Regions from separate parts of the Homo sapiens genome. Here regions 2, 3, 4, 5 and 6 are each linked to region 1. Evidence: chromatin contacts called from ENCODE Hi-C or POLR2A ChIA-PET data. All regions are on one chromosome and are shown on one strand. The core of a region is the stretch at or near the end of the contact, and the rest is flanking DNA. Distances in the headings are between cores, read along the strand shown. Region 1 holds the start of SEPTIN4-AS1 (SEPTIN4 antisense RNA 1). Region 2 holds the start of CLTC (clathrin heavy chain). Region 3 holds the start of PTRH2 (peptidyl-tRNA hydrolase 2). Region 4 overlaps MSI2 (musashi RNA binding protein 2). Region 5 holds the start of MSI2 (musashi RNA binding protein 2). Region 6 holds the start of USP32 (ubiquitin specific peptidase 32).

Region 1 (3,775 bases), core at 375-2,874:
GGTGGGAAAGGACCCTGGCTTCCTAGAATGAAGCAGAGAAGATGACGATACAGGTGGAAAGAAAGAGGTGAGAACAGAGGGTGCTGACAGGCACCCCTAACCTCTTCCAGGAAAGCATCCCATTTGCAGTAATTGGCAGCAACACTGTAGTAGAGGCCAGAGGGCGGCGAGTTCGGGGTCGACTCTACCCCTGGGGCATCGTGGAAGGTAAAGCACTGAGCCTGTGACCAGGGTATCTCCTTGCCCTCAGTGGCTCTCCCCTACCTATGCCTCTGGCTGACCCCTAGCCTTGCTATGCAGTGGAAAACCCAGGGCACTGCGACTTTGTGAAGCTGAGGACAATGCTGGTACGTACCCACATGCAGGACCTGAAGGATGTGACACGGGAGACACATTATGAGAACTACCGGGCACAGTGCATCCAGAGCATGACCCGCCTGGTGGTGAAGGAACGGAATCGCAAGTATGACCAGAAGCCAGGACAAAGCTGGCAGGGGGAGATCCCAAGCCTAGCCTTGGGTGAGACCAAGCCCTACTTTTGTTCTTCTATAGGCCCTGGGCTCAATCTAAGCGGGTGCTGGGGTCCTCCTCGCCTTATCAACCCTTTTCTCCCTTTAGCAAACTGACTCGGGAAAGTGGTACCGACTTCCCCATCCCTGCTGTCCCACCAGGGACAGATCCAGAAACTGAGAAGCTTATCCGAGAGAAAGATGAGGAGGTGAGAGCAGTATGGGGTATAGGGGAGGTCTCCTGTTTGATCACCAACGTTGGTATCTCTTTGTTTGGTAATAGAAAGATCCCTGGCTCTGGTGCATATTTGGGTCCTGGATAGGTCAATAGGTGGTTCTGTCCAGAGTCTCCATCACACCTCACGGCTACCAAGGTTCTGGCTTAAGGGATTAGAAATTTGGGGCACTTTCCCAATACTAAAGGACTCTCCAAAAGTCCCCATTTTGATGCCTGTGCCTATTCCAGCTGCGGCGGATGCAGGAGATGCTACACAAAATACAAAAACAGATGAAGGAGAACTATTAACTGGCTTTCAGCCCTGGATATTTAAATCTCCTCCTCTTCTTCCTGTCCATGCCGGCCCCTCCCAGCACCAGCTCTGCTCAGGCCCCTTCAGCTACTGCCACTTCGCCTTACATCCCTGCTGACTGCCCAGAGACTCAGAGGAAATAAAGTTTAATAAATCTGTAGGTGGCTTCTGGTGTCCCTGTGTGTATTTTTATGACCTGGAGATCAAGATCCTGGGACCCAGTTTTGAAAGGCTAATGGTAGAAGATGTTGGTTTCTGGCTTTTAGTAGGGAAGGGAGAGTGGGGAAAACTTTCCACTTCCTTTCCCCTTCTAAGTCCCTGCTTAGAATCCAGCCTGGCTTCTCCATCTTGACGATCATATCTATCATGCCTCTGTTATCTGGGGTCTGGGTCTCTCTCCATCTTTCACACATACAGTACCTTTGGTAATAAAAAGATTCCTACCTGTGGTGCATATTTGGGTCCTGGATAGGTCAACAGGTGGTTCTGTCCAGAGTCTCCCATCACACCTCAGGGCTACCAAGGTCCTGGCTTAAGGGATTAGAAATTTGGGGCACTTCTCCTGGCTAAGGAGAAAGTGAAACCCTGTCTCTACTAAAAATACAAAATAGCCGGGCGTGGTGGCGGGCGCCTGTAGTCCCAGCTACTCGGGAGGCTGAGGCAGGAGAATGGCTGAACCCGGGAGGCGGAGCTTGAAGTGAGCTGAGATGGCGCCACTGCACTCCAGCCTGGGTGACAGGGCGAGACTCCGTCTCAAAAAAAAAAAAGAAAAATAAAAAGAAAAAGAAATTTGGGGCACTTCCCCAATATTAAAGGACTGTCCAAAAGTCCCCCCTGCCCTTTTTTTTTTTGAGGCGGAGTCTCGCTCTGTCGCCCAGGCTGGAGTGCAACGGCGCTATCTCGGCTCACTGCAAGCTCCGTAGCTGGGACTACAAGACTCCGTAGCTGGGACTACAGGCGCCCGCCACCACGCCCGACTAATTTTTTGTATTTTTAGTAGAGACGGGGTTTCACCGTGTTAGCCAGGATGACCTCGATCTCCTGACCTTGAGATCCGCCCGCCTCGGCCCCCCAAGGTGCTGGGATTACAGGCATGAGCCACCGCGCCCGGCCCAAAAGGCCCCATTTTGATGCCTGTGCGTATTCCAGCTGCGGCGGACGCAGTTTTGTATTTGATACCTGCCCTTGGGAAAACACAAGGTATTAACTGCGTGCAACCTCCTGACTTTCTGTTTCCCCTGATCTGGGAAAAGGGATAGGCAGGTTAAGCTCTACACTGTAGAAAGCCTGTGATAGAGCTTTGAACAAATGCTGCAGCCATTGTAATCACCAAACACTATAGTAAGTGCTGGGAATGAATAAAAACACAATCACCGTCCTACAGGAGTTCAGTATTTAATTAAAAAATTTACAGCATCTGCTAGATTGCAGGCTGTTCTAGACCCTGGAGTTCAAGTAGTGCAAAGTTCCTGTCTTCCTGGAACTTACCAACAGTACTGGAGTTTCAACGTTCTATAAACAAAGATGGGTGAGGACATTAGCCCCGGGCTAATTAAAGCGCTCAGGCCCGCTCCAGACCTGAGAATATCAGCTGAATCTGAATCAACTGTTCTCCATTTCTGTCGGTTGGTGGTATCGCGGGGCCACGGCGACCTCCAGCGGCCACCCTCCGTCTTGTGGTCTGTTCTGGGTCCCCGGGAAGGAAAGGGAGGGGCGATAAGCCGGGTCCTTGGGAGCGTCCTGGTCTCCCTTCGCTTTACAGACTAGGAGGCCGCAGCTAGCTGGCAGTCTCAGATCCAGGTTTCCCATCTCTGGGATGAGAGGAGAGTTCTTCACTCAGGACTGCCAGCGCAATGCAGGTCGTGAAGAACTGCAGGGTCGTTTATCGATACAAAGTGAGTGTTGGAGGAACCCATCAAGACACAGGAAGGGGGAAATCCTAGCGCCGCCAGTCGGAGATGACCAAGACTGAACCTCAGGCCCAGCCCTCCCTTCTCTCTTAGCCTGCAGGTTTTTCTCCTATTCTGGCGTTGGGACCGGATGACAGCTGCGAAACCAAAACGGGAATGGATAAACTGAGGTGCCACTGGGGACCTGTTTCAGAAGTACCTCCTGGGCGGGGCCATCACCGGAAGTGGCTTTAGGCATGTAACCTACAATGCCCGCCTCTAATTGCGCTACCAGTAGGCGACGAGCCGCCTCCACTTCCGGTCCCCAGAGCAGTGGCCAGCAGCCCCCTCTTTACTGCTCTCCTATTGGCTGCCGCAAGGACGCGCTGTGATTTCCCATTGGTCGCGTCTCCCCTCCGGCGCCGCGCCTCCTTCCTCCAGGTATAGTCTCGTCTTTAGGCATCCGATTGGCTAAAGGCTGGGAGGGCGTTTGCCCGACTCGACCAATGAGTGGGGTCGAGAGTGAGGGCGGTGGCTGCGTGATGGGGGCAGGGCGGGACTTGGCGTGGCCATTGGCCAGGGCGGGTACAGGCTAGAGATATGATTGGTTCAGGAGAGGGGCACTGTGGTGGGGTCGGGACTGCGCGGCCTCAGCAGCTGCGGGAGACGGAAGTGGCAAGAGCGCGGCCTCAGAGGGTCGGGCGGACGCCGCCTGGGTGAGTCACCGTGCCCCCTGCACTGCAAGCCTGGGAACCGCAACGACCGCGTCTTGCCCGGCTCCGCCCTGGCCCCCACCGGCTTTCCTGAGTCCCGCCTTCTGTCATTTGGGGCTCCGCCTCCCAGTCTT
Region 2 (4,030 bases), core at 1,042-3,541, 1.1 Mb before region 1:
TCTTCAAATTATTTGAGAAGAAAATGGCTTCATTCAAGCATCTGCAGAAACTTTGATCCAGTTACAAAACAGACATGTATTAAATTTGTCTTTAATAAGTGACAAGGTTGGGTTCGAATCTTTGGGATCATTTAACAATTCTTGTCTCCTCTTTAAAAGAAATGAAAAGCTATTACTCCAACCACCACAAGATTTAGTAGTGAGCTACACATCTGCCGTGGAAAATAAAGAGCAGCTGTACTTGATTCTCTGTGTGGTTTATAAACATTTGTCTGCAGAAAGATATTTCAGATGCAGTTTAATATGAAAATAAGCCCGCGTTTTCCCCTCACACTTAAGAACAGCACCCCTCAACTCTCCACATTCATTTGCCACCCCACTTTAACAAAAGCAACCACAGCAACTAAACTTGGATTGATCAAAAAAAAATGTCCATTTTGTTATTTAACATTTTTAACCCTCTGTAAAAGTGTTTTTATTGCCAAGGTATATTCCATTACTTCAGATGAGTTATTTGAAAATTATAGATGACTGAGGAAAGTGCATTATTTAACTCATTTTATGGGTAAAAATTTATTATTCTTTACATTTCAAGCCTTAAAGGAAAATAAGTCCTTGCTAGTGCAAACATGGTAATACTTGCAAAGAAATATGAAATTATGTTACTTATAGCCTGAATGTTAAAACCTTTTATTAACAAGAATCCTTTATGTATGCTATGCCAATGGGGAAATGTAAATAAAAATGGTCTTCAATGGTAAAGTGTCTAATAGGTCACTGATATCAGTGTCATGTCAAACCACTGCATTCCCTGTCATTATGGAATTAGCCCTTCAGACGACTGAGCTGAGGCAGGTTTCTTTAAGGGGATATTTGGGAAGAAAGCAAATTAATAGGAATAAATTATTTAAGCTACAGTAAAAAACAGGATTGGTGACACAGGAAAATCAAAAGCTCTGAAGAGGTTTAATTCAGTGAAGCCTTCCAATGGTCACCTGCCTAGGCCCGCCACTGGCATGTTGCCAGATAACAATATGTTGCCTCCAGGATAAGGAACCATGGGGAAGAACTCTAGAACTTACTAAAGGGAAGCCAGTCACAGACCAAATAGCCCTGCAGGTCTCAGAGCAGCTGTGCTGTCCCCAGGGCTCTGTTCAATTCCATGCGATCCTGAAGAAGATATTCAAAACTACCTGCTACTACTCGAGAAGACTAAAAGATAACCTCTGTATCACTCTTTCCTACCTTCCAGAACCAAAGAGGGGTTAAGAGCCACAACATCCCCAGAGAAATAAAAAAAGGGGGAAGGGGAGGCGAGTTTCCTTAGGGAGTTTGACCGCACACACTCTGAGATTGACATAGCTCTAAGAAATGCGTTCTCCCATTCTACCCTCGTTCCGTTCTTTCAGTGACCTTCTGTCCCTACTGCCTCAGGGAAGGCAAGAGAAAAGCCACCGCCTCACCACCACCCCCAACCCCCACCACCGGAGAAGGTGCCTTTCTCAGTTGAGAGCCGCAGAGGGAGGGAAAAAAAAGGTTGCTCCTCCCCAACCCACCCGCCCCACAACTCCTGGGTGCAGACACGATGAGGGAAAGAGGAGAGCAATGGAAGGTGACAGCCCCGCACTGGCCCAGGGGATAAGAATCCTTGCTCTGGTAGAAACAAGGGAGAATCCCCCTCCCACTCCCCTACCCAAATGAATGAAATGAATAAAATGGGGAGAGAGTTTGTACGCGCAGTTCTGGCCATCCAGGAAGCAAGATCGAGAGGCCTTTGGATCCAGGCCTGGTCCTTGCAGCTCTTTGCACCCCAACTCCTGTCCTTTCCATCCAAGCCCCACATCATTTAATATTTTAAGCTTTCCAAGATAGTGCCCCCTCCTCCACCTACCCCAATCACCGACAACCCCCCCGCCCCTCCAGCTCCGATACTGCTCGGGCCCAGACTCCAGCGTCTTCCATCCTTCCTACCACCTTCTCCACAGCCCTCACCAGCCCGGGCCCGGCCGCACCTGGAGATGCTCCTGAAAACGAATTGGCAGAATCTGGGCCATGGCGCTGTCGGGGGTTATGGTCTCCTCCTGTCACTGGGGCTGCGGGGCAGTGGCTGCCCGGGCTCTCCAAGGGAGAGGAGGAGAAGGGGAGGGGGGAGGCTGGGCTCAGCAGGATCCTCTCCGGGGACGCAGGAAACTGGCAGGCAGACGAAAGAGCTCGGGTCGGGGGCGGAGGCTCCAGGGGCCAGGAGAGCCGCAATGGCGGAACCGGGCGCAGCGCAGACTCCGGAAACGGCTGAGCCCAGCGGAAGGATCCCGGCGACAGAACTCCGCCCAGTCGCCTCACCCCCTCCGCCTTATGTACCCCTCCACGGAGCGCCGCGCGCGGCGGGCGCAGGAATTCGGGGCGCAGTGCGCCCGGTGCCTCGCTTCCTGACGCCACATGGGGGGAAACAGAGGAACCGGAGGGACTACTTTTTTAGACTCATCACTTTCGCCAGTCTTCTCTTTCTCCCCCCACTTTTTTTTTTTCATTTTGCCACATCATGCGACTCGGGGCGACCGACGTCACTTCCGTGGGCGCTTTAGGTCCCACCCACGTACTTCCAGGTGCACGTGATACTGATGGGGAAGGGTCGGCTGATTGCTGCCAGAAATGGAGAGCTCGTTTTAAGGAAATGCGGCGTCTCCTGGGAGTGAAGAGGCTTTTGGGCCACCTTGAGGCATGACGGGTGCCGCTTCGTTTCCCTGCGACCGCTGCCTGTTTCGACTGAGCCCCTCACAGGAGGACGTGGCGGGGGCAGACGGGCGCAGCCTCCCGCCCTCTCCGTGACTCAGGGAAACGGCCTCGCCGCAGAGCGCTCCCTCGGCAGCTGGCTGCAGCACTCCTCCCCCGCCGGGCTTCAGAGTGGGTGGTTTCCTACAGCCTAGGGAGGGGGCCTGAAACGGGGTTTAAAATCTTCCCTGCCCTCACACAAGCCCTTCTGACTGTTGGAGAACCTGACGCGCGGATTCTAACTAGAACTGGCACTCTCTTCGGGTGTTAGATAATTAACTCAAAGGACAGCGAAGGCCTTTTATGATGTCTTTCAAGCTGGCCTTATGACAGCTTTTCTTAACGTTTCTGCGGACATTTTGGCGGACTTGTGTCGGCCTAGCTCAGTGATCAGTTTCGTTAAAGAATTTGAGTATCCGAACATTAAAGGATTGGACCTAAATTCTAGCAGGAGGATTTTTAGCCACATCAAATAATTTACGTCTCAAAGATTTAGATAATTAGGGTAAGGATGCTTAGTAAAACCCGAAGGTTCCATCGCGCCACTGCACTCCAACCTGGGCGACAGAGCGAGACTCCGTCTCAAAAAAAAAACAAACAAAAAAAAACCTGAAGGTTCCTGGAGGAAAGAGATGAACTATTAGCCGTGTATTTCGGTGGGACCACCTCAACATAGGTTCCTGTAGGTTAGCAATGTAGAAATGTAGCGCTTCAAAGCCGGAGCATCCTGTCTTCAAAGAGCATGAAGGTATCAACGGCATTCATTGTCGATTAATAATAACCTTTCTGGTACTTTCTTGCTAAAGTATAAGCCATAATAATATTTCATAATCGCACCAATACAATAAAGGATGAAAGACGTTAGTTCTGTGCCTTTTATCTTTGTAAGAGAGGTGATTCTCCCCCCCCACCCCCCGCCCCGCCGAAAGAGAAAAGCTCAAGTCCACAATAATTATTTTTAGTGTCCTTTTCAGTTAAAGGACATAAAACCCTATTGGGTAGACGATAGTTTTGTATGCTAAGCAGTTTAGGTTACAGTGAGAAGTTTGCCAATCATTTTAGTTGCTTTTAGTGTTTTTCCCTTTACTTAACTGTCTCACATACTGAGCATGAGAGAAGAGTCTGGCAGGTAAGAGGGCAAAGATTGTTCTGCAAAGAAAAGCCTTGCCACCATGTTGTAAGAGTGAATATTTATGCTTGCAAAATTTCTTTTTGTATTGTTAAGCTAAATACACGAAGATCCTCTGTTCCGCAACATTTG
Region 3 (3,635 bases), core at 968-3,467, 1.2 Mb before region 1:
CTCAGAAAAGTATGTGATAATATTTTCAGATAATGATGCAAAGTAACAGTATTCTACACTGACATATCTCCAGTTCTAAGAGTAAAGTGATACCATATTTTCATATTTAATAATTTCATGTTTACTAGCTCATTTAATCTTTGTGACAGTTGTATGAAAGAAAGTGAGCAGAATTTTTATCAACACAATCTAGACCAGCTCAGAATGTTAGGTAACCTATCAGCCATTACTTAACAAGTGTTGGAGCCCAGACTTCAATCCAGGTCTTCTGATTTAAAGTTTAATAGTTACCAAAATCCTAAAAAGTGGTGATTCAAGCCAAAAGCGAGAAGTTGGAAAAGTGAGAAAAACTGGATAATCAGTCCTTCAATTGAACATAAAGAAGATAAGATCAGATTTGGCAGTTATATAATCAAGAAGCAAATTTACCGAATGTTAAACTAATGATACATCTATCATAATTCCATATCTCAAATTTTGTCACCTTGTTTCAAAGCCAAGCGTGAACAAATTTTCAAACTCAAAATAAGAAAAATATGTAAACTGACAAACTGATTTAACTAGCTATAGGTAAACTGGTAAAAGGCATCATGGTTCTATGTATATTTTCTTCTGGAATGTGACTCATAGAAATTAAACTGTATTAATCAATTGTAATCAAGTAGGATATATCCCTCAAAGGAAAAAAGTAACCTTCAGTGCCTTAAGATAATGTAGGCAAAGTAGTAAAATATAAAATTTCTACTCGAGAGAGTCACTTCATACCTACACAAATCAGTCACATTTGTCTAGGTACCACCATCCCTCTTCCACAGTAAAAACATAAGCTACAATGCATACAATGATGCCTAGTAAGTAAGTTTCTTCCTTTCATCATCTATGCTAAGAATACACAACTAAAATCAGAGCTAATGACAATACAATTACTAGGTAGTAGCAACTGGAATATTAAATTCTATCATGACAACACCAGAAACACTTGTACAAGCTTCTTCAAATGATCAATGTAATCTGTCCACAAAAATCTCTGACAAGCCCCAAAGTAGAAATGAAAGACGTTAACATTAGGATAAGGAGCGATGCTGCCAAAACACATCAACAGTGGCCAGTCTACGTGTATTATTAGATTTTTACATGGAGTTGCAGGTAAATAAAAGATGATTGTGTAAAATCTTCTGGAGGTCATAAGTAATCTAGCAGTGTGACACAGGGCCACATATGGTTTCTGGAATTTTAGAGATTAAGTCGACCTTCACGTTTTACTGCAAATACCTCCACTGTAATAAGATATAGAGGTCGGGGTTCAGGGGTTTGGAAAGGCAGACAACTCTTTTTCATTAAAGCAGTGAAAAATCTGAGAAGTTCCTCTCCAAGGGCTCTGCGGAGCGAAGGCCCATTCCCTTGGCTACCCTGTACCACCAGAGCTTTAGATGGCACTTGCACGCCTGGATTTCGTTTAGGAGCGAATACATCTAGCATCATGCGCCAGAGGTTCGGGAGAGCAAAAACCAAACTGACAGATCCTGAGAAATAGCTCAGTCATCAGCAGGGAAGACCTTCTCCACTTACTCCAAGGTCCTGGACATCCCGGGACTAAGAGGTTCTCTAAAGAAGCCTAGCAAGGCTTCCAAGTACGCGGAGAGGAGAACGAACAGCCCGGTGTCTGGGTTCAATGTCCGGGTGACCAACCATGAGAAGGTGTCCCAAATAACCTGGCTACCGCCAGCGTGAGACATCCAGGGTGAGACATCCAGTCAGCAGCGTCCTAAAACACTGCTGGAAGTCGGAATCACAGTGCCCCAGATCCGCAATGCCTAAGTGGGAGAGCTCCGGAAGACGCCAAGCTCTGAGGACAGCCTCAGGCTTCGGTCCCCAATTCCCTGAGTTAGTTTACCTACCCGCTCCGACCCCGGCTGCTCCGGATCTCAGGATCCTGGAAGCTGCTCCTTACGGACTCTCACACCCGCCGCTGGGCTCCAGACAACCGGAACCCGCTCACGTCACTTCCGGTCCGGTCCCTCTGCCCCCTGAGACAGCCTCCAGAAGGGATACGTTCCTCCCTCCTTTCGGCGAGCTCGGTTGATCCTCGCGGGATTTCAGTTAGGCTCTTAGTGCGGGCCCTGTGGGTGTGGCAAGAGGAAGAATGACTGCTCGCTTTGTGATTCTTGATCCGGAACTTGTCACCCAGGAACCCCGGAAGAGGTAGCTCACGCGATAGAAACGTGTTCGCTGCCCAGAAGAAGGGAAGGCGCGAGTGAGGAAAGGAGGTACTGTAGGTAGGTTGGTTGGCTCCTTACAGGGCGAAGGAGACCAATATCATTATTCATTTTCTCGCCAGTAGGAACGTTTCTTTTCACCTCGTTGCATTACCCACCTTCTTCATTTTCTCCTTTATAAACTGTCTTCCGCCCAGGGGCCGCTGAGCCCTCTGTTCCTGTTCTGCGAACCGTCCTTTGGAGGAAAGGAACAGGCTGCTGGGGAGGGGAAGACTCAGAATTTCTAGTTCCCAGCAAAGCCTCCAGGCAGGCAGTATCGATGCGCTCTCTCCGAAATTGATAAAATAGCGAGCAGGCCTCATACCCTCAGCTGGGCACTTATGAATATCCCCAGCGTTTCGAGCTGTCGAGCTCTGCGTGGAAAGAATTGGTTTCTAAGAATATAGTCGAAAATTTGGGGCCGGGCGCGGTGGCTGACGCCTGTAATCCCAGCACTTTGGGAGGCTGATGTGGGCGGATCACCTGAGGTCAGAAGTTCGAGACCATCCTGGCCAACATGGCGAAAACCCATCTATACTAAAAATACAAAAATTAGCCGGCGTGGTGGCGCGTGCCTGTAATCCCAGCTACTCGGGAGGCTGAGGCAGGAGAATGACTTGAACTCGGGAGGCGGAGGTTGCAGTGAGCCGATATCGCTCCATTGCTCTCCAGCCTGGGCGACAGAGTGAGACTTCGTCTCAGAAAAAAAAAAAAAAGAAAGAAAAAATTTCCCCCCTTTTTCACACAAAGAGATTAACTAGAGAGGTATTAATCCTTACTGACATACCCCAGGCACCATACTAGACTCTGGGAATATGTTATACAGGGAAAGTGGGGCAGTGGCTTAAGGGTCAGAGAAGATTTGGGAAAGGTTTGTTTGTTTTTTTCGGTTGTAAACTGCAGACCCGGCGCGGTGGCTCAGCCTGTAATCCAACACTTTGGGAGGCTGAGACAGGAGGATTGCTTGAGCCCAGGAGTTTGAGAACAGCCTGGGCCACATAGGGGGCCACATAGTGAGACCCTGTCTCTTAAAAAAAGATTAACGGGTGGAGCATGGTGCAGAAGGAGGTAATGGGATCAAGAGCACTACTGAAATGGGTTTACTGAGGCAGGGGAATTAGAAGGCACCAAGAAGAAGATTTTATAGGATGTACTTATTTTGTTCTGCTGTCATTGCCCAGAATTATTTATGAGACAAAGAATGGTTATTTGTTTTACCTTAGTCTTAGGCACTAGGCTTATTGATACGCTTGTCGTAAGTGTACAGAAAAAGAGACAGACATGTTGTTTTAGAGGAGTTAGATGATAATCTGATCAGATTAATATGAGATTAGAACATCCTAAAGAACAAAAATATGTGTTAATTTTAGCATTTTTATG
Region 4 (3,490 bases), core at 750-3,249, 1.2 Mb after region 1:
CCGCCCCCCAGAATTACAGAATTACAGAAGTTGGTAACTGGACTTGGAGCCTTTGTCTTTCTGACTTTAAGACCCATGCTCTTAACTATCAATCACCCTATTCTATCTCCCTTGTAGCTGAATTCAATAATATTAAAGCTGAATTCAATAAAATTAAATTTTAAAAATAAATAAAGATTAAAATGCCCATATTGAGTTGGAACAAAGATATGCCACCATGAGACCCAGACAGCTTGATGGGCTGGCTCTCAGCAGAGATGTGCCCCACTCCCCAAACCCAAGCAGTGGGACCTAGGGGATTTGGGGAATCGGAGAGAGTGCATAAGATGCAGGGTCATTCCTCCGGGAGTGGCGGGAGAAAGGAAGGGGCCCCTGCCACTGGGATGGCAGGACCACCTGTTCACCTGCTCTGCTGAACAGTTCCCATTCTCCCACCCAAGTTCTGGCCAGCAATGGCATCAAGAGACTTTTGTGGGTGAACAGAGTTGCCCTCTATAAAACCAATCGCAAAGTATAAGGAACAGCCCTCTATAAAACCAATCTCAAAGTATGAGGAACACTCCTCAAAAGATGATACGTTGCTAGGGCTGGGCCCTAGCAACATATCATCTTCGATTTCACCTACAATCTTCTTGACCATATTTACATTTTAACATGTACAACACTTTAGGTACAGACACTTCTATAAAACTGTTAGAAGTGCAATGAAAATCAGCACTTCTTTTATTTGTCCTAAAATTATTTTCCTCAAACCTTGTACTTATGGTTTTCATGGAATTTGTGTGACCTTCCCTCTTTTAACCTCACTGGGCCATTTCATTTGCACAATGAAAGCTTTGATCTAACAAACCTCCAAGGCCCCCTCCAAACGCTAATGACTAGGATCTCACATCCCATATTCACCTTTCTAATACATCACTTTCATACTCAACCTTCTCCAATCTCACTTTTCCAAAAGATCCTTGTACTAGTGATGACTTTCTAGGATGACCATTAGTCCATAAGATGCCTTTGCATGAATCAGAAAAAGATGCTTCCTTCCTTCAAATGGACGCAGCCTGGCCTCAGAGCCTTGAGTCATTCAAGGTGTTACCTGGCAAGCCCTTAACCTTAAATATCATTGCAATCTTCAGAAGAGCCAGCTTCAGCCCATGAATGCAACCACCCAGGAGAAAAAATGCCTGAAGGAGTCATTCTGGTTTTACAGGTACAAATGCTGTCCATAAACACACACACACACACACACACACCCCCCCACACACACAGAAAAACCCACGAAGATCTTTCTCTTCTTCCCTCTGCCCTCAACTTTTCACTGATGCTTTTCTTTAAGGGCAAATAGTTGCCAAGGTCTATAACTGCAAGCTTTGCAACTCCCCGTGGGAGCCAAGCCTGCCAAGTGTGGTGCCTCAAATAGCAGCCCCCAAAGCTGTGGGGTTCACTGAGTATCATTCAAGACAGAAGCAGGAAAGCATGTGTGTGACCACAAGACCTCAGAAAGGAGATGGGGCTGTACAGAGATCCTGGCTGGATGATCAAGTCACTAAGGTCAAAGGTAAGGGCAAAGACTCAGTCAAGAGAAACAACAGAGCACCTTCAGCTCATCAAAAAAAAAGATTAATGTATTAATCGGAACACTAAGCATTTCTCCCTTGAGTATTTTCTCTTCCTATTTACTGATCAAATCTTTGTGAATGAAAGCACAATCCTCTTACTGGATCAAGAACGACACATACACAAAAGCCCCTCAACTGAAAAATCAAGTCGGGCAGGTCATGATTTCACCTTTATGTGAACAGGATGCAACCACAAAGGCCTGGATAGGGAGCTGGTGGCGCAGCTCCCACCAGCGTCATCGTTAATAAGTAAGCAGCAGCGGCCTATGCAAAGCTCTCCTCGCCCTGGCAAGCACACTGACCAGGTCTGAGCAGGCACGACCCAGCGGTGCCAAGAAAGCACAAGGTCTGGGGCAGAGCAGGAGGGAGGGGAGGTGTCTGTGTGCTGCCGAATGAAGCTCAAGTGGCTGGATCCAGCTCCGAAGGCCAGAAGCTCTAAGCAGCCCCTTCTACACCACACCACCCACTTCCTAATGTTGTTTTTCCCACCGGCGGTGGACTCTGACTCTGGGTGGCCTTGGGGGTCCTGGAGCTTAAGACCATGCAGAAGCTGTCACTCGGGAGACCAGAAGTTCAGAAGTAGGAGCTGCAGCCGCCTGGGTCTGTGGTTCTTGGCTGCCCCGAGAGGCAGTTCCTCTGCTTGGGGAGAAAGCAGGGTCTTTGTGGCAGTGAACAAGGCTGTCCTCAAGGAGAAACGGGGCCAGAGCTGCTTTGTTTTCTCAGGAAGGCCTGAATCATTAAGGAGAGAGCAAGCTCTCGAGCACACAAGATGAGAACAAATCAGCCCCGAGAAGCGGGGAAGGGTCTACTGAATGGGCCCTGGGCAGCTGGCCTGGGAGGTGCAATGTTGGAGCGTCTCAACCGGTCCAAAATAACCACACCAATTTGCACACGAATAAGCAAACACAAAACCCCAAAGCGAGGACATTCAAAACCGAAAGCAGCTGCTAATCACCTGTTTAATTTTTTTTTTCTTAAATTAGCTGCAACGAAGAATTTTCAAACTCTCAAATACAATACACGGCTTAACATTTTCATACACCTGTAAAACCAGTAAGTTAAATCCCATTACAAAAGACTCCAACTTATAAAGGAGCAGTTCAAATACAGTTCTTATCAAATATAAACAATGGAAAATGATTTAGGCATAAAACATCAGTCACTGGAAATTAACATTTGAAAAAAATTTTTTTACATAAAAACCATCTGTGTATTGAGATGGTGCACTCTGCTAAACCACAGGCCTAATTAGGAAACTAGGAACCAAGGCATTACAGAGCAATGCATTAAGTTTTGTGTGTTTTCGTCTTTGGGGGAGGGGGGATCTTGCTGAAATCTTATCAATACTGTGTTGTTCTTTCTTCTCTGTACATCTAAAATGATGTCTATGTCGGATTGCTAAGAGTGCTTTTGGCTGACAGACAAAACACAACTTGTCTTAGTCTGGGGTGGTTCTCCCTGCTGACGTCCCCACCCAAGGATAATCTGCTTAAGAGTCCAACCAGGGCATCAAAGTTATCAAGAAGATAAAAATGAAGAAACATGCCCGCCAAAAAAGAAGTTATGCAAAGAGGGGAGATCTGGTATGTGTGGGTAGTAAGGTCCAGAATTAAACCTTTCTTTCCCCGTCACTCTCTTTCCTAAGCAAAAGATTAAAAAAGACTGGCCAGGCACGGTGGCTCAAGCCTGTAATCCCAGCACTTTGGGAGGCTGAGGCGGGCAGATCACCTGAGGTCAGGAGTTCGGGACCAGCCTGGCCAACGTGGCGAAAACCCAACTCTACTAAAAACAGAAAAAATTAGCTGGGCGTGGGGGTGGGTGCCTGTAATCCCAGTTACTTGGGAGGCTGGGGCAGGGAGAATTGCTTGAACCCG
Region 5 (3,670 bases), core at 1,171-3,670, 1.3 Mb after region 1:
TTGAAACCCCCAGGCCTTATCAGCCTTAGATTTCATGCCATCTGGAGTCACCCCAGTGGATGCCCAGCTCAGCTCCGCCAGCGTCCCCTTCCCTTCCCAAAGCACATTCCAAATCCCAAGTGCCCCAAGAGAAACCTGTTGCCTGGACCTGTAATTAGCGCCCTCTCCCCTCCTTCCCACTGCTGTCCCCCTTGGCCACAAAGCAGGCTGTGCCTTCTCAAAGCTGATCCCCACAGCCACAGTTGGTAACGCGTGCTGTGCTTGGCTGACAAAGAAAAGTTGCATTTGCTCTCTGGTGGAGTTTCTCTGCACAGTCCCCAGGCCGGGAAGGCAGACTCTCCAGGAGCCGAACCCTCTCCTCCCCAAGCCTAACCTTGGCAGCCTCTGAAGCTGCAATGGGACAGGCTCTAAAAAGAAAACCCCAAAGCCAGCCACAGCAGCAAACTTTTGAGCCAACTCGCTAGCTCAGTTTAAAACTACCCAGTTCTAGCACAGAAGCAAAAGAAGGCACTGTCCCTTTAAATGGGGCTGTCAATGCCCAGATCGTTCCTGAAAAGGGGCGAACAACAACAACAAAAAGCAACCTACCGTCTTGGAATCTAACTCATGGTGGGGCTGACCTAATACTTTATCTACACTTGCTGGGTCTGCGAACGTGACGAAACCGAAGCCTCTGAAAGGAGACAAAGAGGGAGAAAAACAAACAAGAAAATGTGACACCATTGAAAGCAACCAGGAGTGAGACCTAAGGCTGAATGAGGAGCAAAAGTTGCCCCCCACGCACCCCCACCTCCCACTCCCCTCCTCCAATTCCCCTCCTGCCTACAGCCCTCCACCTCGCAAGAAAAAACATCAAGGTTAACGGGGGAAGTGGAACGGGGGCAGGGAGGGTGGAGGTAACTTGGAAAATGCTGGTGCCTCCACTCTTTGGCCACCTCAGTTTCCTCTCCTCCTCCCCTTCCCTTTCTTAACGCTTTGTTTTATTCCGAAGAAAGCCCGGCACTTAGAAGAGATTTACCACCATCTTTCTAAGAGGGATCTTAAGAGTTTGGGGAGCTGGGAGTGTGGGGGAAACACACATTAAGATCAAAAGAAAAAAAAAAACTATGCGAAAGTAAATGAAGCTGAATGTCATTTTAAACAGAGAAAAAGAAGCGACGGGAAAATGACTTAAAAGCAGAGAGATGGGTATCTCTGTATCCAGAGTTCAGCTCCAATTAACAATAACCTCTGGGGTTACTAGGGGGCGGTGGGGGTGGTATAGAGCGCCGTTCGAGATCAGCCACGCGCCTGAGCCCCATTCTAATCCGCTTAGCTACTTCCGAAGACACCTCCAAAAATAAAACTTAAACTTTGTTCTAAAATAAAGACAAAATCCAGAAGGGAATGGTTTACCTGGAGCGTTTCGTAGTGGGATCTCTCATGACCATACATTCTCTAATTTCTCCAAATTTGCTAAAATAGTCTCTAAGGCTATCTGTAGAGAGAGAAAGAGAGAGATGGGGGGGGGAGAGAAGGTGTGGAAAAAAAAAGCAATGCAAATTTTGATCAAGGACAAAATCCAAAAGTAGTTTTCTGTTGTTATTCTGTTTTGTTTTTGCATTTTTTGCACACGCGGGGGAAATTCGGCAACAGAGGTCGCATAGAGGGCTCAGAAAGGATTTGCTATTTAAAAAAAATAACCTTGCACAGGAGAAGTGGGGAGCCAATGGCGGGGGGGGGGGGGCTCCTACACCGGGATAACAAAGAGCAATAAAGAAGCCAAGAAGGGGGGGACCCAGGCGTCCCCCCCTCCCTCCCTTACCTGGTGAGGTCTGCCAGCTCAGTCCACCGATAAACATTTTACTAGAGGGAGAAAACATAACAGAAGTGAGCACCGATGTCAGATCGGCCATTTTGACGTGTAACTTACAAAAGCTAAAAGGAAAGCGGGGGGGAGCGAGCGAGCGAGAGCCGGGAGGTGGGGTGGGGGAGAAGGTGACGGCGAAATGCAATCCAAAGGTGTGTAACTTCCACGGGGGGGGCGCGCGGGAGAGGCGGGGGGGCGCGGGAGATGCCCGGCTCCGCGCACCGCCGTCCCCGCCGCTGCAAGGAGAGCGAGCCCAAGGCGGCGCGGTGGGCAGCGGCTGGAAACTTACCCGGGGTCGTGCTGGGAGTCGTTGGCGCTGCCCGAGGTGCCTTGGCTCCCATTTGCCTCCATATCTGAGCCCCCCCGCCCCCCCACCCCCAAAAAACCAAGCCCCACAGCGATCGGAGCGGAGCGGCGGCCGGCTCCGAGCCCCGAGATCTCCGCTCCCTCCTCCCCCTCCTCCTCCCCCCCGCCCGGGCTCCTCCGAATCTCTCTGCGAGCGGCGGAGCCGGGGCAGCGGCGAGAGCCGTCACACGTGGGCTCGGCTTAGCTCAGCCCCGCTGCCTCGCACACCCCCCCGTCCCCGCCCCCCCGGCCCATCCCCACCTCTCCCCCTCCTCCTCCCCACCCCCATCTCCTCCTCCTCCTCCCCCTCCTCCCCGGCGCACGTGGGGCGGAGTTCTAGAACGTCGTGTAACCAATGCCGGTGACGTCACGCACCCCCGTGCGGCCCCCGCCTGCCCGCGCGCGCACACTCGGCCCCCCACGGCCGGACCCACAAGGGTGGCGCGCGAACCCCGCGGGCGGAGGGGACCCCGCCTCCGGGCCGGCAGGGCGCAGGGCGAGGGGGAGCGCACCCCGACTTCCCTGGATCACATGGGCTGCGGGGGGCGGGTGGATCGGGGGAGGGGAGGCGCGGGGAGCTTGCTGCGGCTCCTCACCCGGACCTGGGAGAAGACGCCCCCCACCCTCTCTAGTTCGCCCTCTCCATTCAAGTTTGCCGGCCCCTGCCGCCGAGATCCGGGAATGGCACCAGCCGCCCGCCCTCCGCTGTGCCCTGTTTCCAGCCACCGCTCAGAAATTTAGGTCAAGGACGTCGGGAGCAAACCCACACCCTGGCGCTCCTTTGGCGGCCCCCGAGACGCCCCAGGATCGGGGGGCTTCAGGATGGCGGAGACCCTCCTGCACAAACACCAGCCACAAGTTTTATTTTCCTTTTGCGCTGGAAGTTCTCTCTGGCTCTGGCTCCACACCGGCACGTCTTGCGCGGTTCCCCGCCCTTCCCCAGTAGAGGTACCAATCCGTGCCCGGGAAAGGTTATTTTGGAACTTTGAGAAACTGACGCGATTCCAGTGGCGAGAAAGTGCCGAAGAAAGGGTTTCCGCGTTAATCATACAGTGTTTTAAAAATGTAATAAGATAGGTTATAGGAGTCAAGGTCACATGATTGAGGTTCAAAGCAAATGTTTGTATATAACGAGAAGTACTTTTGGGGTGTCTCTGGGATGGATGGGAAGGGTGGTTATTTCAGGAAACCCCTGTGTAATCCGTTCGTTATATATTTTATTTCTCACCCAGCCTTTGTATGCCAGGATAGTAAAGTGCATGATACTGAAATAGCCCAAGACCCCTCACGACCTGCAGAGGTAGCTAGGGTGGCAGAAGGCTTCAGAATCACTCCCACCTTAGCAGCAGTAGTATTGTGCAGCACGGGTTCTGGCATACAGTAGGTGCTTAATAAATGCGGTTTCATACCTTCATGCACTGAAAACTCCAAAAAGACAATGTCTGTAGCCTTCCAAAGGCATCGCATGAAAGTTTC
Region 6 (3,561 bases), core at 863-3,362, 1.9 Mb before region 1:
TAACTCGGAACTCGCACTCTGCAGGCTGAAGATGACTGAGGTGTTTTGCCTGATGTCTCTCTATACCGAACTAATGACCTGGAAATTAAAGGCTTTGAAATGTATTCCCAACCCCCTGATTCATGGCCTTTCAGTAATGCAGCTAATCTGAGGTCTTAAAATTAACCACCTCACAGTGAACTGGAAAGGGCAGCGCTGTGACTAATGCCACGCTGCTGATCTGGTTTGCCAGGAAAGGTGAGTAGAAAAACACGAAATATTGGTGGGGCGCGGTGGCTCACGCCTGTAATCCCAGCACTCTGGGAGGCTGAGGCGGGCGGATCATCTGAGGTTGCGAGTTCGAGAACAGCCTGACCAACATGGAGAAACCCTGTCTCTACTGAAAATACAAAATTAGCCAGGCATGGTGGCGCATGCCTGTAATCCCAACTACTCGGGAGGCTGAGGCAGGAGAGTCGCTTGAACCAGAGAGGCAGAGGTTGCGGTGAGTCGAGATCGCGCCATTGCACTCCAGCCTGGGCAACAGGGGTGAAACTCCGTCTCAAAAAAAAAAAAAAGAAAAACACAGAATATTACCTTCTTTCTCTAGCAGGGTATATTAGAATCTGTTGGTTTTAGGAACTAATAACCTTTCCCTGGCCCTAAATTACCTAACCGGCACCTTGGGTCCAATCTAATCCAAATGGTTACTTTTTCAATATTGCTTCCTTTTCCAGAAGCTTTATTCCGTGACTTTTAGGTTGAAGACGCAAACTAAATAAGAGTTGAAAATCAAGGAACTAAATAATAATTCCACTGTACATATACACCCCATTTGGTTTCTCCATTTATGGTTTCCTATAGGTTGTGTTCACCTTTTGGCTCTCGTGAATAATGCTGCTATAAACACGGGGGCACAAATACCTGTTCACATCCCTGCTTTTCATTCTTTGGGAAATGGAGAGGTGGAGTGGGAGAGTCAGTCACATGCTGCCACACCATGAACCTGGAAGGCACGATGCCAAGTGAAATAAGCCAGTCACAAAAGAGAAAGTCTGCAGAGTTCCACTCAGAGGAAATACTTAAGAGTAGTGAAATTGATAGTAGGACAGCGGTTGCCACGGACCAGTGGGAGGGGGATTGGGGAGTTACCGTTTAATAGGCACAGAGTTTCCCTTTTGCAAGATGAAAAACGGTGGGAAATGGGACGTGGCAATGGATGCAAAACAATATCAATGTTCTTAACGCCACTGAACTCACTTAGAAATTGTGAAAATGGTACATTTTGTTACGTATATTTTACCACAGATTAAAACGACTCCACGCTAAGCCTTGTAGCCCTCATGTTTCTCGGGGAGAAACTCTGGGAGAGAGGATAAGCCTTTTGCACAGCGCTTTCCAGAGAATGTGTACAAGAGGCATGGTCAGGAGGAGAAGGTGGGCCGGGCAGGCGAGATGACCCGAAAAGGCAGATCCACTTCGTTAACAAGGTCCACTTTCCTCAGGGATCTCCCGCTAGGTGTGAGCATTCTTTTGTCACAGGAAAGCCTTGAGATTCTCCTTTCCTTTCACAACGCCCTCCCAGTCAAAGACGTCCCTAAGGTTGGGAGCTCCCTGCCTACCCACTCCTTTCTCTTCTGAGCCATATGCCGCATCCCTCAGAACCCCATTCCCTAAGATTCTGCGGTCTTCCATGTTAGGTCCCGGCAACTGCCACACTAACCGTCAGCTGCTCGGACCCCACCCGCCGAACGCCAGAACATGTGGGCGCGGGGGCGGGGGGGGTCGTCCTCAAGCGCCCCGGAAGTCACCACCCCCCGTCGCCAGCGGAGGCGCCCGGGCGGGGCGCGCGGCTGCGATTGGCGGGAAGATGGGACGATGCGTTACGTGCGGAGATGCGTCCCCCTCCCCGGCGCTCCTGCGCGCGGTTAGCTTGGGGAGGGGCGGAGCGTGCGGCCCTGGGCGGCCGTTACCGGGAACAGTGTCTGGCCTCGGGTCCCGTGACCCTCGGCGGAGCTGGCGGGAGGGGGCGGAAGTGGCAAGAGGGCGTGAGGAGGGAAGGAGAGGGAGGAGAGAGAGGAGAGAGAAGGGCGGAGTAGGAGGCAGGGGAAGGGGGCGGGGCGGAAGAGTCACGTGATCCGGCATGGAGGCGGTGGCGGCGACCGGGAGGAGCCGCCGGGGCAGAAGCCGCACTTGTTAGTGTGGGGGGAGGTGGGGGCGGGGGACGCCGACACCGTCACCGTCACCCAGGGACGCCGAGGAGAAGGCGGGAGGGGGGTGGGGGCGAGATCAGGCTCCGACCCCCCGCCGAGGGGATGAGGGGAGCATGGGTGCCAAGGAGTCACGGATCGGATTCCTCAGCTACGAGGAGGCGCTGAGGAGAGGTGAGGGGGGAGGGGTCTGGGCGAGCTGCCTGGGAGGCCCGCGACGGGCAGCCTGGAGGGTGGGTAACCGGGAGGGAGAGGGGAGATTGAGGGCGTGGGGCGCCTGAGGCGGAAGGGAAAGGCGGCCGGCCTTGGGGAGTGTGGTGGAGGAGAGAGGTCGGGTGGGAAGCAGCGTTTGGGAATTAGGGCCGTTTGGAAAGGGGCTTGTCCTGAGAGAGGGGGATCGGCGCTGGCAGGGCAGTGCCCGTGCTCGCTGGTGGCGTTGTGATCCTGGATGTGTCCAGGGAAGTCCTCTCCCCGTTTTCTTGGGCGGCTCCAGCCCATCCAGCCCCCCTCATCCTTCATTGCCATTTTCTCCTATCATTCCTTCATAAAAACCTCAAATAACATCCTAACCTCGTTCCTAACAGCCTTAGCTGGAAGGGGACGAGGAGGCGGCTGCAAAGCGCTCCTCTCTGCTACTGGAAGCCCCTTCGTATCTGGGGAGTCCCTGCCTTTTCCCAGAGCCTATGCCTGTCTCTTGAGGGCTGTGGCCATCCGCTTCTGCCACCCTTCACCGTTTGAGCGGCTGACTTTGATAAGAACGATCTGAAATGAAGTTGTGTTTGAGGTGAGATGAGACTGGACAGCTGGCGTTGGCACCAGACCTTGTCTTAGGTTTCATCTCCTCCGACGTTGACCAAAGCCTTTGACTGCACTTGATGCCCAGTTCTCGCTCCATCCCTCTCCATGAAATGGCATTGGGAAGTCCAGCATTCAGATATTGTGTTAAATCTCCCTTTAGAGACTGGCCTGGCTGCCAGTCCCGGCCTGCTGCTTATTGGCTCTGAGGCACAGTATATTGTTGGCAGCCCCAACCCCCTACCACTCACTCTGATACCGCTGTCCATGATCACTAAAGCACACACTAACTGGAAGTGTCTTGTTGCACAGTTTATGGCCGGAATGTCTTAATTTTTCATGACTGGGATTTCAGTGTGTGTAGATCTGTGTATGCTTGTATTTCTTTTAGACATTTAATGGATATTCTTGGTAAGAAGTGAAAAAACATTAAGAAGATTAGGAGCTAGGCATTATTGTTAACAGGTTTCCAAGTCAAGAAATCAGCCATGCTCCAGGTGGTTTTAGTAGCTAAGGATATAAAATGGTAATTAGATTAAAAGACGGGTATTCAAAATGAGGCTTGAGAAGTGAACTC

The links. Hi-C counts contacts between places; a loop is a spot of excess contacts on that map. ChIA-PET counts read pairs that join two places held with the same protein, here RNA polymerase II (POLR2A). Pooled maps may share reads with other maps.
Region 2: a map of CD8-positive, alpha-beta T cell shows a loop between it and region 1 (18-fold over the local background). The contact joins the promoter of CLTC here to the promoter of SEPTIN4-AS1 in region 1. A Hi-C loop is called at or near these places in 7 of 168 maps with a recorded cell type or tissue (CD4-positive, alpha-beta T cell, CD4-positive, alpha-beta memory T cell, CD8-positive, alpha-beta T cell and 2 more), 4 of 37 single-sample maps with no recorded cell type and 17 of 50 pooled maps. POLR2A ChIA-PET finds 5 or more read pairs at or near these places in 2 of 52 experiments (CD8-positive, alpha-beta memory T cell and Caco-2).
Region 3: a loop to region 1 is called in a map of ovary, with 17 times the contacts of the local background. The contact joins the promoter of PTRH2 here to the promoter of SEPTIN4-AS1 in region 1. A Hi-C loop is called at or near these places in 4 of 168 maps with a recorded cell type or tissue (cardiac septum, naive thymus-derived CD4-positive, alpha-beta T cell, ovary and 1 more), 4 of 37 single-sample maps with no recorded cell type and 15 of 50 pooled maps.
Region 4: a loop to region 1 is called in a map with no recorded cell type, with 6 times the contacts of the local background. The contact joins the enhancer-like site here to the promoter of SEPTIN4-AS1 in region 1. A Hi-C loop is called at or near these places in 2 of 37 single-sample maps with no recorded cell type and 4 of 50 pooled maps. POLR2A ChIA-PET finds 5 or more read pairs at or near these places in 1 of 52 experiments (activated CD4-positive, alpha-beta T cell).
Region 5: a map of B cell shows a loop between it and region 1 (16-fold over the local background). The contact joins the promoter of MSI2 here to the promoter of SEPTIN4-AS1 in region 1. A Hi-C loop is called at or near these places in 4 of 168 maps with a recorded cell type or tissue (B cell, CD8-positive, alpha-beta T cell and naive thymus-derived CD4-positive, alpha-beta T cell), 2 of 37 single-sample maps with no recorded cell type and 11 of 50 pooled maps.
Region 6: a map of ascending aorta shows a loop between it and region 1 (9-fold over the local background). The contact joins the promoter of USP32 here to the promoter of SEPTIN4-AS1 in region 1. A Hi-C loop is called at or near these places in 4 of 168 maps with a recorded cell type or tissue (CD4-positive, alpha-beta T cell, ascending aorta, naive thymus-derived CD4-positive, alpha-beta T cell and 1 more) and 14 of 50 pooled maps.

Annotation. Positions count from the first base shown.
Region 1 is chr17:58,517,686-58,521,460 of GRCh38, reverse strand. SEPTIN4-AS1 (SEPTIN4 antisense RNA 1) reads right to left here and starts at 1,624. Exons shown (of 5, transcript NR_110810.1): 1 at 1,484-1,624. It overlaps SEPTIN4 (septin 4), which reads left to right. Exons shown (of 14, transcript NM_001368771.2): 11 at 111-207; 12 at 301-463; 13 at 619-718; 14 at 976-1,205. The coding sequence ends at 1,035. It also overlaps a transcript of MTMR4 not described here. RefSeq lists enhancers at 2,873-2,972, 2,320-3,065.
Region 2 is chr17:59,618,156-59,622,185 of GRCh38, reverse strand. It overlaps CLTC (clathrin heavy chain), which reads right to left and starts at 2,291. Exons shown (of 32, transcript NM_004859.4): 1 at 2,013-2,291. The coding sequence starts at 2,054. RefSeq lists enhancers at 2,204-2,498, 2,228-2,577, 3,028-3,147, 3,158-3,207, 3,045-3,857.
Region 3 is chr17:59,706,012-59,709,646 of GRCh38, reverse strand. PTRH2 (peptidyl-tRNA hydrolase 2) reads left to right here and starts at 2,217. Exons shown (of 2, transcript NM_016077.5): 1 at 2,217-2,276. VMP1 (vacuole membrane protein 1) reads right to left here and starts at 1,993. Exons shown (of 12, transcript NM_030938.5): 1 at 1,899-1,993. RefSeq lists enhancers at 1,888-1,947, 1,748-2,403.
Region 4 is chr17:57,355,965-57,359,454 of GRCh38, reverse strand. The region is part of intron 5 of MSI2 (musashi RNA binding protein 2); the gene reads right to left. Among named protein-coding and RNA genes, the nearest start is that of MSI2, 100 kb to the right of the region's middle. Within about 2 kb of position 1,999, at least 23 of the 41 ENCODE cell types and tissues checked have a DNase peak (open chromatin) inside an H3K27ac peak, as active enhancers do.
Region 5 is chr17:57,255,273-57,258,942 of GRCh38, reverse strand. MSI2 (musashi RNA binding protein 2) reads right to left here and starts at 2,420. Exons shown (of 14, transcript NM_138962.4): 1 at 2,139-2,420; 2 at 1,805-1,845; 3 at 1,396-1,477; 4 at 589-673. The coding sequence starts at 2,200. It overlaps LOC101927510 (a long non-coding RNA gene), which reads left to right and starts at 1,947. Exons shown (of 3, transcript XR_007065860.1): 1 at 1,947-2,001. RefSeq lists an enhancer at 168-257 and a silencer at 2,236-2,865.
Region 6 is chr17:60,390,684-60,394,244 of GRCh38, reverse strand. USP32 (ubiquitin specific peptidase 32) reads left to right here and starts at 2,112. Exons shown (of 34, transcript NM_032582.4): 1 at 2,112-2,363. The coding sequence starts at 2,306. RefSeq lists silencers at 1,642-1,961, 2,072-2,291, 2,322-2,381 and an enhancer at 1,556-2,397.